Regions from separate parts of the Homo sapiens genome. Here region 1 is linked to region 2. A link is a contact called in ENCODE Hi-C data. All regions are on one chromosome and are shown on one strand. Each heading gives the region's core, a stretch centred on a gene start or an enhancer-like site at or near the end of the contact. The rest is flanking DNA. Distances are from core to core; before and after follow the strand shown.

Region 1 (7,205 bases), core at 865-3,364, 5.4 Mb before region 2:
GGTGCGTGGAGGTAGGTGTGTGGAATGTTAAAGGTCGAGATCACCCTCCGGGCATCATCCTTCACCGAGTCGCACAAATCCAGCAACTGCAAAACACAACACAATGGGACAGGTCAGATGTTGGCACACTTACAGCCATCTAGTGACAGCAGCTTTCAGCCCACCAAGCACCCGCACACACAGCGGCCCCGGAAACTAGTTTCCCTTTGGATTCTCCTGTGGAAACTGTTGGCCATGAATAACCCTCGGAAGCCTTTTTTGTTTTAGACATTCCCAACTCTGACACCTAGCCCAGTGGAAACCCCGGCTTTTCCCGTAAGGGGGTGGGCGTGGACGTGGGGTCGGTCGGCTTTGCCCCCAAATTAGCCGGGAACTCGAGACCAAGGTCTGAGAATTTATTAAAGCTCCCTCCTTGGTCCTTCCTCCCTGGTCCTTCCCTCCGCTCCTCTCTCTTTGCCTCCCCTGTCGTCCCCTCCTCTCCACCTCTGGAGTGCCTGGGGTGCCACCCTCTGGCGCGCAGAGGGAACTGAACAGGAAGAGCCTCCGAACAGGTGAACCACTAGAGACCTGCTCCAGTCTCCCCAGACTAGCGCCTTCGGTCCTGACCTGGCTGGCAGTAGGCCATGATTCTTGAAATTCAGTACAGTGAGACGGCGGACCAATGCTAGGCATCTTCCGCCTGGCCGCTGCGGAAAATCCATCTGCTGTTAACGCCAATGCCAAGGAACGCCGCGGATGCCCTTGGTTCTGGCAGCCACTGGAAGGCAGGGATAAGACATTCCCGGCGGATAGGAGAGGGAGATGCAAGTCAGTGTTTTGGAAGCTGCACTGGTGTATTTTTATTTCATTTTCCATGGCTTAGGTGCCAATGTATTTTTTTTTTTATTTTCAGGAAAAAAAGCTACCAAACTAATAAGATTGTTTTTCTAAAACTACACAAGGGCAGAGGGACGGCTTTCTTTTCTTCTGATCTACACATTGTACTCCATTTTTCAAGTTTTCGGCCAGTGGTAAATTTGTTTCACTCCCCAAATCACAGTAAATCCCCAGGTTTTCATGGTTTATTTTTACAGGTTTAACAACATCACTTACACCAGCCCCACCTTTGCCCTCACATGGTGGTCATGTCTGAGCCGCACTGATGTTGTTAAGATCACAGTTTCCCTTGCAGCAGTCCAAAACGCCATTTCAGGTTTTCAGAGCATTTCAGGTTTTCAGTGAGGTCCCAAGGAGGAAGGTGGAGGAAATAGGGGATGGGGAATATAGAGGGTAGGGATATGGTGGGGGAAGAGCATGAATTGTAATAGTCCAACAATACATCTTCCCTGAAAATGTGCTCTATTACACCAGTAATTTCTAATGAAAAACTTCATTCTTCACACACTGTGGTTAAGCATCATCAAATCAGTACTGAAAAGACCTTTGATCGTATTTGCAAGATGCACTAAAATGAACTTTCACTGACCAAGATTTCAAAGTTTGTAATTAATACTCTTGAAAAATCCCTGACTAATCTGTCAACTCTCAACGTCTTTAACCACACAGTTCAAAACCATGAGGTGGCGTACACAGCCCCTAAACTTTCCACATATTGTCATATGATTATTCAAGATAATTTTCCCTTTGGGTTTGCATTATGAAACTCAACCAACTTTGGTAATATATTCACCGGTGGGGGAAATACAATGATTTGAATGAGTGTAAAATAGAGTATGGGTTTTATCTATCTGGTGCCAAAAACAGAACGTAGGGCCAGAGGTAGGAATTAAATGAGGCAGATTTCAATATAAAGAAAATTTTAAAAAAATAAACTTGAAAAGGAACCCAATGGCTGGTGAAAAGGAGGGTTTCTTCACTCATAAGTGTTCAGGGAGTGTGCCCTCCAATGGCACCCTAGAGAAGAAAAATGAACTGGCTGTGAAGAGGAGTTGACTGCCAAGATTCTTTCTAAATCTAAAGTTCTGGAGCAGTTTAAAATACTCCTTCTAGCCTTCTCCATTTTTCCTAGACTGCAACAGAAACCTCAGAATGATTATTGTCTCAATGGACGGATCCGGCATCATTCCTGTTAGTTATTGTTTGACTCTTAGTTATTGTTTGACTCTGATTCCAGGTACCCACCCACCTCTGTTCCTGGCTGTCAAGATGATAATAATAATTACCATCCTTTCACTCACAAATGGTATGCTGGATTCCTACCCAGTGTTAGGTACAATTCTGGACTTTAGAGGTTTAATGGTACACACTACAGGAACAGGTCTCACATCGTGAAGCTGTTGAGGCGTTTTAAAAATTTTTAAAAATATATGATCTCTTTAATACAAAATAAACTTGAGAAGATAATATAGCATTGATTATTACACAGTTACAGTATTTTTATTACCAGGGGGTATTTTTATATGGGGCTAAGCAGTGTATTATTAAAGTTTAGTTTTGTTACCAAACATGCTTCCATACTATAAGCATAAAAATTGCACATAGTGTAGGGGTCCTCTGCCCTGCCAGTTTATGACCCATTTATGCTGGACAAAGTACTTCAAGCTTACCCATATCTTTACAAAGAAAATTCACCAGCTTTTGAAAAAGACAAATGAATAGGTATACTTTAAAAATAAAAAAGTATGAACAAGTTATAGGTTCTTGCAAAAACATTTTTTAAGGTCAAACCTAAACATGGGCACTATTGCTCTACAAGCAATAAGAATGTACAGTCCACTGGAAATAGCCAGTGAGTGGAATTTGAGAATATCTGCTTTAAAGAAAGCAGAAGCACTCAGCCCTCAAGGGATGACACTGTGTTTGACTATATTAATATGTATATTTGGGAGTGAGGGAAAAATTGTAACATCAGTTTGGCTTCCCACCTCCATCTAGTTGCAGTACTCAATTTATTTTTCTGCTCTTTTTGACTCTCCCTACAGTTTCCTTATTTCAGTTGGGAGAGTAGGATGGCCAAGGATGGGCAGTGACTAAGCTTTGCAGTCCTCTGAACAAACCATATTTTCCCAGCATGGCATGGTGTTAGTCCTATAATAGATGTTCAGGGTGGGAAGTGCCCAGTACACTTGGAGGGACACCCCAGCTATTCCTAGGACTCCATGCAGAAGGTTTTCCTGCCTCTTCCCATATGTCTCACCCCTGTTCTCAGCATAAGATGACCACATGCTGTTTTTTGTGAAAAATCCCTTACCCAAACTTGAAATGTCCCTTCATTAGCCCCTTTCGTCTGGCTACCTTGGTAGAGTCTTTTTCTCCATCCCTTTAATCTGGGCTGAGTTATGACTTGCTTTGCCAGTAGAATATGGGGAACATGTCACTGTGTGATTTCCAGAGTTTAGGCCTTAAGAAGCTTTGAATCCCCCATTATCACTCTCCTATAACCGTGAGAATACCTGCTGTGCAGAAGCCCAGTCTAGCCTGCTGGAGGACAAAAGGCCACGTAGAGATGGACCAAGGTGCCTTGGCCAACAGCCAGCACCCACTGCCAGATATGAGAGAGAGGCCATCTTGGACATCCTAGTCCTGTTGAACTCAGATGACTGCAGCCACAGGAGTGATCCCAGGTAAGACTAGCCAAAGAACTGTCCAGGCTGCCTGCCCACAGAATAAGTATCAGTCATTATCACCGGTTAATGCACAGAAATAGAAATTTTTAACCTGACTAAGCAAAACAACAAATAAACTTACTTGCTATAAGGAATCAATTCCACCTCCTTTCCAAAAAGAATCTCTATGCAGCCAACTCTTACTTTCTAAGGGATTGTTAGATATTGGTGAGCCATTAATGTAATTTCCTGTCCATTATTTTTCAGTTGACTTCATTTTAGGTTAACTAGATTTTGAGCTAGAAACTTTACAGGAAGGGGAACCTTAATTAATGAACAAACATCTTTTAATCTAAAAGATGTGATGAGGGAATAAGATTAAAGTGGTTGGTAAAATGAGGTTCTGTGCTACTTGTGGCTGTCATTTATCACCTTTGCTTCTGCTGTGACACATAACTGGCATTCTGGCAGGTGCCTCTGGCCACCTTTATTCCATGCTTGTCTCGTGCAACCCTAGTCCCCAATCAACAATTCATAGCTTGTTACTCCAGCCTTTGCCAAGGATCCATCTCTGCTGTGCAGTATCTATGCTTTCCACATTCCATCCCGGAGGGCCAGGCAGGTAAAGGCATGAAGTACAGAAGGGAGCTACTTAGCTGTCTTTGACTTAGTCTGCTCTATCTCCAGCATCTTTATAACAATGCTATGTGGCAACATATGGCACTTTACATATGTAACCAAGGTCTTCGGTGTTCTGCCCCATGCTGACATTTCCTGGACAACTACTGTGTGCCAGATTACAGAGGAGGGCTTTAGGTTCACTGTCTTATTCAGTACTCATAACAACTCTATCAGGTATCAACCCATTTTACAGATGAGAAAACCAAGGCTTAAAGAATTTAAGTCACATAACTTGTAACTGATGCAACTAGAGTTTTAATCCAGGGCTTTTTTTTTCTAAAGCCTTGTCTACCCTTTTGCCTTCATCTTTTCCCCCAGTGCCTCACTGCTTCCAGTTGCTGGAGGATATGTGGTGCTGCACTGACAAATGCCTCCACCACTGTGGCAGACGTGTGACCCTTGACGTTCTTCCTAAGTCAGAATCTGTATTCTGTGTGTGCCTAGTGTGGAGAACATGGATCTGCCCAGCCACACTGGCTCAGATTCTCTGAGAGGACCAGGGCAGTAATGGTGCCCAGGAGTACTCTATGATGTTGCCACCGGAGGAAGGTGCCAAGGATATCGGCTTCAGAGCCAGCTACCATGTGAAAAGTCCAGCTTGATGACCTAGAAGGACCTTTACCTGCAGAAGGACAAGGCTTCAACTCTGTTCTGCAGATTCTCCTTCAGTAAATTGGGAGTGCCCTTCCACACTGGTCAACAGGCCCCTCCCTGCTGCTTTGGATCACCACCTTAAGTCAAACACAATTCAAGTGCCTTCAAAAGAGCAGCACATGGACTGGCAAATCGTGACTGGTGAAAATGGGCACAATCAAGTAGTTAACCTGCACCTATTCTCACTTTTTGCAGACTTCCAAACTCGCTGAATGCACAGAGGCCTTGGCCTGGCTTATCTCCTCCTCGCTCACTTATCCTGAAGAATTGCTTTCCCTTTAGACAAACATTCTGTAAAGGATCAGATGGTAGGTCTGTGGCAGCTAATTTCCCATCTTAGTCCTTATGCCTGACTAAGCAGTCAATGAAAGAAAAATAAACCTGAAACACTCACACGAGGCATAATCTCATAGCGTGTGCTGTGATTCTACTTCTCTCAATTTACCCAACAACTACTAGAAAGGGGAGCTCCATTCCTGTTTTCATTGCCCACTGGCTGGCTCCTCCAGGGAGGGTCAGACCTTAGCTTGGTGCGTCTCCTGGTCCCAGGAACACATACATTCTCATTGGTTTTCTCTGCAACCAAGTTTCATTAGCATAAAATGACATTCCACAGGTCTATTAAATAATCAGGACTCCAGCTAATATTTTCTCTGAATCAATTTAAATTATATTTTATGTTGATTTGTTCCTTCAGTTGATAAACAATATTTAGCATAATCTGAAATGTTAGAATAGAGAAATTGCCTTCCTTACCAAACAACAACAAAATCACTTTTGTTTACCCTCACTAAATAATTAAACTTGAAGAAAATTTACCTTTAAAATGTCCTTTCTACTGCAATTTTCTTCAACTAAAGAGTACACAATTTGGCTGTTTACTAAGTATTTTGACAATGTCCACTTTGGTAGAGAAAAAGGGCTTTGAACTCTGACATTGCCACTTCCAAGCCATACTACCTTCCTTATCTCTAAGATGGAAGGATTTAGTAAACTTGGCGCAGGTTGATTATTTATAAATATTATTGTTATTATCATGGGTTCTCTAGTTAGTAATAAATACAATTTCTTTCTAACTCTGGTATTTCCATGACAAAGTTTGCTTAATCATCATTACCTAAAACAAGAATGCTGAGACAGAGGCATCAACATTAACCACTTAATAAGAACTTCTGACATTTATTCATACTGCTACTGATTCATAAGAGGAAAAGTTTAAAAAGAAGACAAGTGCATATACCTTTCCCTTTAGAATACAGGAAACCATATAAATGTTTTGGCAATGGGATTAAAGTAACCACAATGCTGCTCATAGTAGCATTTTCTACAGACAAAGGCATTTACATGAAACAAGAAAGAATATTCAATTAGGTAGTTGTAATAAAGCTGGAGTATTAGCTGCACACTTCTCATATAAAAAATATGGCATCACAGTGGCTCATGCCTGTAATTTCAGCATTTTGGGAGGCCGAGGTGGGTGGATTGCTTGAGCTCAGGAGTTCCAGACAAGTCTGGGCAACATGGTGAAACCCCATCTCTACAAAAAATACAAAAATTAGCCGAGAGTGGTGGCTCATGCCTATAGTCCTAGCTATGCGGGAGGCTGACGTGGGTGGATTGCTTGAGCCCAGGAGGTGGAGGTTGCAGAAAGCCAAGATCATGCCACTGCACTCCAACCTGGGTGACAGAGTGAGATCCTGTTTAAAAAAAATAAATAAATAAAATAAATTAAAAAAACTTAATCAACTGATAGTTTAGTTTTGTAAGTACAAACCCAAAGAAATGCAAACATACTCAAGAAGGAATAATCTTCAGTCAAAAATTTTCAAGAGGCAAAATCCCCACAAACTGCCAAAACTAAAAATACAATAAGAGTCCAAAGTTATTATGGAGAAATTCTGTGTAAGTGGGTCCTGGAATATTCAACTTCATTGTCCCAAATGATCTGAAAATCAACTGGGAGGGCTCCTAGTTAAAATGTAGATAGATTCAAGAGAATTTTGCTCCATGGTTACAAACTGAAGAATCTGAACAAAGTAAAAATCAGATGTTTTATGGGGCTACTGAAAAGCACTATACATAAGAAAGTAACGTTAATGAAGTGATTTCAGAGAGATGAGCTCTTTCTTGGTAAGCCAACATCCACAGAAGCTTCCACACATGGGGTAGGTGCCTGTTTTGGGGACAGGTGGACAGAAGACTGGGCCTAACAGAGATGGAGAGACTTTGAAGGGATGAGAAAAATGGCCAGATGGACTGGAATTGGGAAGAACTCCTAGCACAGAAACAAACACTTGGCCTAGCGATTCTTACCCTCAACCCAGA
Region 2 (7,156 bases), core at 1,561-4,060:
CACTCGCAAACCCTCTGGATGGGAAAACTAATTTCCTAAGCATCTGAAGTGAGCTGTAGGGAGTTTCCAGTTCATTTGTGAAAAAAGTTAGCTTACTTGTTTTTCCAAACATCACTCATCATCCTCCCCTGTAGTTCCAGCAAGCAATTCTGAGCTCTTCAGTCTTTAAGCCTCATTTTTAATGTCAGAGAATGATTTCCGCAAGCCCTGTCTCCCCCAGTGCACACGGCAAGCCAGTTTGAGCAGTTAGAAAAATGGGTGTCCCATAGAGCCTCGCAGCCTGGTCTATCCAGGGCAAACTAAGCTAGTGCAACTGATCAAGTAAAGGACTCCAGTGCATTCTGCGCCATTCCGGGAGTCTTAGGGTATTTTAAAAGGTTATCCAGTCTGTGCACATGCAAGGAAGATTTCCGGTGTATTTAATATGGATGGTAGTGCATTTCTCAAATATAGTACTGTGTACATAAGATCTGCTGTTTGTTGGAAAAGCTAAATAACCGAAAATGTAAATGACAAAGCCTGGGAATATGGCAGGGTCAAACAGAGCAAGGATGAAGAAGATTTAAGTATGCAGCGTGTCCTAAGCAAAACACAAAGCATGAAAACTGAGCACAGCCACCTGCAAGGCACCTTCAGCAAGCCCGACGGTTAACAGGGTCAGTTTCTCCACAAGTGGACAGAGGGGGTTATGCAGCAGCCAACTCTTCCTGATGGCAATTTGTGACCCAATTTCATCCAGTGTTTCATGACCAACCCCCCTGAATGTTTATGAAGCAGGAAAGAAGCTCAGAATCCAGGCGAGGCCTCCGGGACAGGAAGTGGGCCAGGCACCTCCACAGCTTCCTATGCCTAAAGTTCTCCATTTCAGCCTCAAGTAGCCGCCAGAAGACCACTAAGATTCCGCCACCTTCTCCAATCAAAACTACATCTAACCAACCTCCAGGGCAGAATATACTGAGGTAGGATTTTCCCTCGTGTTCACTTCTTCACAAGCAGGTTAACACTTGCTTCTCAGGAAACCCCTGTTCCAAACGTCAAAAAACCTCCATGTCTAGCCCAATCTCCAGGTGAAGTCAATTTCTTCTCCACGTGTCCGATGACTGCCATTCTCTTTACGTAAAACTCGCAAGGCTTGAATCCTGTTACTAATTCACCTGCTTATCTATGAAGCTTGCAAAGTGAATTGAGGGAGTGTTCACACGCACAGTTCCGTTTTGGTAAGTTAAAGCGGCCCAGGTTAATTTCATTTTCAGTCACTTTTGAGACTTGATAACTACATCTAAAACAGAGGCATGAAAAACACCCTGAATCACTTTCATTCCTACACAAAATCCCTTCCGAGAAGCGGGGACTGCGCCTGGGCCAGGAAGGGACTCCCCTACCTGTAGGTCCCAGCAAGCCACGCCCACCGGCCTCTCAGGGTTGTTTCTTTCTGGGTCGAGGGACGGAGCTGGCCCTTGCGATATTTTAGGCCCCCTCCTGCCCACACTGGGGCCTGCTCATCCCATTATGCAGATGCAAACTTGGCAGAAGCAGCCTTAAACCTGTTGGCAAAATAAACAAAGCCAAATAAAGAGGAATCTGCCAACCTGAATTGTGTGAAGTGGCCAAGGCCGACTCCACGCACGCTCGGCTTTGTCCCTGAAGCTGTTACAATACTAGTTTAAGTCAGGTGCCTGGGGTCCACCAGCCAATGACCCCTAGCATCCACCGCAGACCTTCACAGAGATCCCCATTGTCTACAAATTAAAGCGTTTTGCAAATTAAACCCCTCCACACAATGCCAAGCTAACTGTGCTCATAAGGCAGTTACCCTCCATGCCTTAAAACTCACATATCAAATTTTTCCAAAAGCACTCGGTGATTAAATCGCCCTGAAAAAAACCGAGAGAGCCGAGCGATTGTGAGAAACTTTGGTTCATTCAGGTGGCTGTTAGAGTCCTGTAAATCTGGGGCAGGGCGCAGAGCCTGAAGCCGGGCACAAAAGCTCCCTTCGCCGAAGCGAGGACCTCCTTTATGCAATGTGACAGCAGCTTTGTGCGCGAACATAAATAGTTGTAATAAACACGGTTAAGTTCTCCCGGCCGATCGCGGCCTCCCCCGTCCCTGCGCCGGGGCCCTGCGATCCGCGGCTATTCTTCCCCGGCACACGCGCCCTGGCGACCCTGGCCACCGCACGGTCCCACGCTAGCCCCGAGCTCCGTGCCGGCCGCCCGCCTGCAGGCCAGGCGCAGCCTGCGCACCCGGGGGTCTCCAGTCCCCGGGCCCCGCAGCCGGGCCCCCTGCCCTGATCCTCGCCCGCGCCCTTGGCTGGCGTCCCCGCCCCTGGGCCGGCCCCCGATGGTGGGGGTTAGGGATGGGAAGGCGGGCAGGAAGGTGCAGAGCCGGGAGGTGCCCGGCAGTCCGCGGTCGGGGGCGCCCAGGCCGCGGCAGGGCCGAGAGCACCGGAGGGGCGCGGAGGGGACCCGCTCTCCTGGCCCCTTCCCGGGCGCACCCCGGCCCGCGAGCCCCGCCGCGCTCCCAACTCCGCCCAACGGCCCCAAGTTTGTGGCCCCCGCCCCACGCCCGCCTAGCCGCGCTTACCTCGCCGTGGGCCGCCCGCGGAGCCGGAGGGCAGCGGCGCGGGTCCCGGGGCGGTGGCCGCGCTGCGCCCGCCCAGGCGCCGCTCTTTGTCTGCGCCGCTCCCTCCTCCCGCCGCCGGGCGGACGCTGCCGGCCCGGGCGGACCCTGCCGGCCCGGGCGCCGCGAGCCTCCCGGCCGCCAAGCCCTCCCCTCCGCCCGCCGCCCGCTCGGCCGCGCGGCTCCGGCCTGACGATCCCCGCGGCAGCGGCGGCGGCGGCGGCGGCGGCGGCGGCGACCCTCCCCCGGCGCGCAGCGCCCGCCTCCTCCGCGCTCTTCCTCCTCCTCCCGCGCTCCTCCCCGGCCGCGCCGTGACGCCGCCCAGGGGCCGGCCCAGGCCCGGGCGCGCGGGGCGGGGACCCGAGACCCACCTGGGGCGCCCCCCGTCGTCGCCAGGCTCCGCGCCCGGGTCCCGGTACGGGCGCCGGGATAGCGCGGGGCTGCGGGACGCTCCGCTCTGGAGGCGCAGCACGGGCCGGGCGCCGGGGGCAGGAAAGGGTCCCCACGCCCGAAATTGCGTGCGGGCGGTGGGGGGCAGGGTAGGTGGGTGGGGAGGAGAGTGAAAACACAGACGGCAACTTCCAGCCTGGGATGACTGCCGGGTGGGCTTTGCGTCCTCTTTTTTGTTTGTTCGTTGTTCTTATCACGAAGCTCTAGTTGCTGGGCAGCCGCCCCCCTCCCGGAAGCATTCCCACGGCACTCAGCTAAGCAGGCCTGTTGTCCATCAGAAAAGTGACTTAAATAAAAATGTCACTTCCTCCCTGTAATTGCTTGTGGGCATTTTTATTTATTTGCTTTGCATCTATTTACTTTCCCAACCAGACACATTTTTAGTCCATCATCCCTGTCCGAGGCACTTCCTAAAAGAAGAAGAAACTCGACCTCTGTTGCCTCCCAGGCATCCAGGCCAGCCCCAGCCTGTGGAATCCTGGTTGCACACCCGTGGGGGCAGAACCCGAAGAGGAGCTGCCCGAATGTGCCCCTAGAAGGAGTGTCGCTAATGATGGGACCGTTCAGCTCACCCAGCCTCGAGTTGTGGCTAGCCTATAAACAAACTTGGAAGATGAAAACCCAAGAGCAAGGGGAAAGACACAAGTTTCCCTTTCACAGACACATGCATCCGGATGTCTTTTCTCCTCCCCATATGGTTTCCCAAAGGAAATCCTAATATTCAAATGATTCTGATTTCCTGGCAGGATAGCCTGCATCCATGTTAATGAGATTCTTTCTTAGGCTCCTGGTCTCTGCTTACTATTAAGGCAATAATAATTTACCCAAGGTTACAAGGCTGTATTATTTGATTCACTCATCTCCTGCTTCCTTCCAGAAGGGAAGTACCCAAGGATAGGTAACTAGAGTCAGCGTAGCTTTGAAGTCAGACAGGTGAGTGTTTGACTGTTGACTTCCTGAACTGTGTAACGTTGCACAGGTGGTCCTCAGCCTTTCTAAAATCTGTCATATGGGGAGATAATATTTACTTACCTCCTATGTGAAGTACCCTGGCAGTAGGTAGCCCTCAATAGCTCAGTAAGTGGAAGGAAGCACAGTACACTGAGCAGGAATCAGGTACAAGCTCAGGGAATCAGAACAGCCTCATTTTTCCTTGTTTTGACCTTGTGAAAGAAGCTACTTCAGTTCATCCTTTTGTGCAAGTTTTGTGTTACTAATATCTAGCTTTACAATAAGAAAAGAAGAATTCTAGTCATCAGTCTGCCCAATTTTAGATTAATTTACTCAAAATAAGTATAGCAATATTGACCCAGTTTGTAGCTTGTTTGCTTTGTAAACTTTCACTGAATCGTGGTTCTTGCATGCCTCTTCTTTCTCTGATTCTTTAGAAGTCACCGATGTCATTCTCTATCTAAATCCAGTGGCCCTTTATCAATCTTTATCCTGTGGAGTTTTCTGAAATATGTGGCATTTCTGCTATTTCCTGAAACACCATCATCTTTTCATTCATCAAACACAGCCAGTTCTGATTCTCTTACCTTTCTGACCTGCCCATCTGCCTCCTCTAGAGAGGTTGTTGTCTTCCCACCCTGTAAAAGTGATATCCCCAAGGCAGATGGTGGCCCTTTGTTTTTATTCTGATACGCACCTTTTTTTTTTAAAGAGAGAGTTGATTGTTTTTTGTACACTCCCTGTCTAAACCTTCATTGATTAACCCCCAGACCTGTAGCCTTAGAGAGCTCCCCTGCTAATCTGCAGAGCTCCCCAGCTAATCTGCACCCCCTAAACATGGCGCAGCATCTCTTCTAGGTCACCATGTTCAAAATGAAACTCATCTGCTCCCCAGACCAGCTCCTCCTCCCATGGTTTCAGGCCTGGCCAAGAGTCTACCAGGCACCTCAGCTCCTGGGAGAAATCTCATTGTTATCTTGGCTTTTCCTTCCCTCTCTCCGAGTTCTCCCCAAGAAAAGCTGGGAGAGCGCTGAATGACACCAAGACCCCTTGCAGACTACCCCCATGGTTCTGAGTCCTGGTGATTCTTAAACATCTTTTCCACTGCACCTTTCTTTCCATTTCCATCACTGGCATCCTAACTTATACATCATTCTAGCAATAGTTATAATGTACCTTGATTGAATTCTTGACATATATCATCTCTAATCCACACACAATAGTATTATACCCATTTTACAGATGAAATCACTTGAACAGTGGATCAAAGAACTGGGGTCAGAGCATGTACCTGACTCCAAAACTCTTGTTCAATTCCCCACAACTACTGCCTTCCAACTGGTCTCCCATTACTTCCTTCTTAAATCCCTCAGACTCACACTGGACATCAATGTCATCCTAACCTTCCTGTAAATTGTTTCCATTTGTCCCTGGTTGTGCTCAAGAACTTCTCATGGCTCCCCATTGCCCACCACAGTCTCCTCAAAAGTTATCTGATGACTGAAGACTGAGCATTTTCCCCCAGAGAGGCTGGGGTATTTAGCCCTTAGAGGCCTGTGTTCGTTTCCTGGGGCTGCCTTAACAAATGACCCCAAACTAGGTGACAAAACAGAGGTTATTTTCTCAAAGTTCTGGAGTTCAGAAGTCTGATATCAAGACACCAGCCTCTCTCCAAAGTCTGTAGAGAACAATCCTTCCCTGCCTCTTCCAGCTTCTGGTGGCTGCAGACATTCCTTGGCTTGTGGCAGTGTCACTCCCACCTCTGCCTCTCTGTCTTCACACAACCTGGTTCCCTGTGTCCTTTCCCTTCTCTCTTTTTGTAAAGACAAGTATCATTGAATTTAGGGCTCACTCTAATCCAGCATGATGTCATCTCGACATCCTTATCTTACAACATCTGCAAAGACCTTTTTTCCAAATAAGGTCGCGTTCTCGGCTTCCAGGTGAACATATCTTTTGGGGCCAACATCCAACCCACTGCAAGGCTTAACATGGGGGAGACATTTCTTTGAAGCTTATGTTTTATCTAAAAATATATAGGTTTTTCTGCATTCTACTCCATTAATGTGTCCACATCTGTTTTACTGTCTTCAATCACAAAGTATTGAAAGCATAAAAAACATGGAGTGGAAGGAGGTGCAGTAAACTTTTGCCTAAAATCACATCAGCATTACATCTTATGATCTCTCTTCCAAAGGCCTCTCCAACTTAGCCCTGCCATACAATCTCCTTTTTACCTCTGTCCAGTATAAGCTGTTTGCTTCAGTCACTCAGCTCTGCCCACAGTGCCACATTGAGTCACACTAGTTTCAGCCTTCTGTGGTGTGAAGGCAGCTAGGAATTCCCTGTCCCCGTCCTTCTCTTTCAGAGCTCCATTCAAGGCCTTCTCTAACCCCTCCTTAGACTCACGGAAAACACAAAGCAAGGTTGAGGGTGTTGTCCAAGTCATACGTCAGAGGCTCAAAGCCTACCTTGGAGCCTGTGCCTTGGGGTCATTTCACCTCTCTGAGCCTCAGATATTAATAGTGCTCTTGCAAAGCGTTGTGAGAATTAAAGGAGATAATATAAACATGTCTCAACTGTGTGTTCAGCACATGGTAAACACTCATGTCTCCTTTCTCATGACCTTCTCTTGTAACCCTCAATTCAATTAAGCATATCTGGTGTAGTTCTATTTGTAAGGCATTATAAGATCCACTTCAGGATTCATTCATTTGGTGCAGACACCAAAGAACACCTGGATGTGCAAAGAGCAGATATAAGATTGCATTATTCAGAGAGGTTATAACGCAAACTGGAGTGGAGTGAAAGGATGGGAAAATAGTTTAGGAGAAATGGAGAGGAAAGACCCAAAAGGAAGGATGAAACCAGCATACAAATAACTATAATATAAAACTAAATATGAACAGTACCAAAGAAAATATGTCTAGAGAATCAGGAGAAGCTTTAGGCTTTATGAAAGGTGGTGGCATTGGCAATGACCTTGAGAGATTACATGGTGGGAAGCTGCCTTTAATTTGGCTGCCCCCCTCTCTAGCCCCTTCCTGGTTTTAGAGAAGCCTGTCTGAACCCTGGAGGGAGGCAGAGTAGGCACCTTGGTCCCTCCATTCCCAGAAGCCCTGTGAGAGTGAACAGC

The links. Hi-C counts contacts between places; a loop is a spot of excess contacts on that map. Pooled maps may share reads with other maps.
Region 1: a pooled map shows a loop between it and region 2 (12-fold over the local background). The contact joins the promoter of ACOXL-AS1 here to the promoter of NCK2 in region 2. A Hi-C loop is called at or near these places in 5 of 50 pooled maps.

Annotation. Positions count from the first base shown.
Region 1 is chr2:111,110,497-111,117,701 of GRCh38, reverse strand. It overlaps ACOXL-AS1 (ACOXL antisense RNA 1), which reads left to right and starts at 2,114. Exons shown (of 4, transcript NR_122074.1): 1 at 2,114-2,182; 2 at 3,404-3,563. It overlaps ACOXL (acyl-CoA oxidase like), which reads right to left. Exons shown (of 18, transcript NM_001142807.4): 18 at 1-86.
Region 2 is chr2:105,740,566-105,747,721 of GRCh38, reverse strand. NCK2 (NCK adaptor protein 2) reads right to left here and starts at 2,810. Exons shown (of 5, transcript NM_003581.5): 1 at 2,584-2,810. RefSeq lists enhancers at 1,500-1,549, 1,650-1,719 and silencers at 2,090-2,479, 2,590-2,649, 2,840-3,159.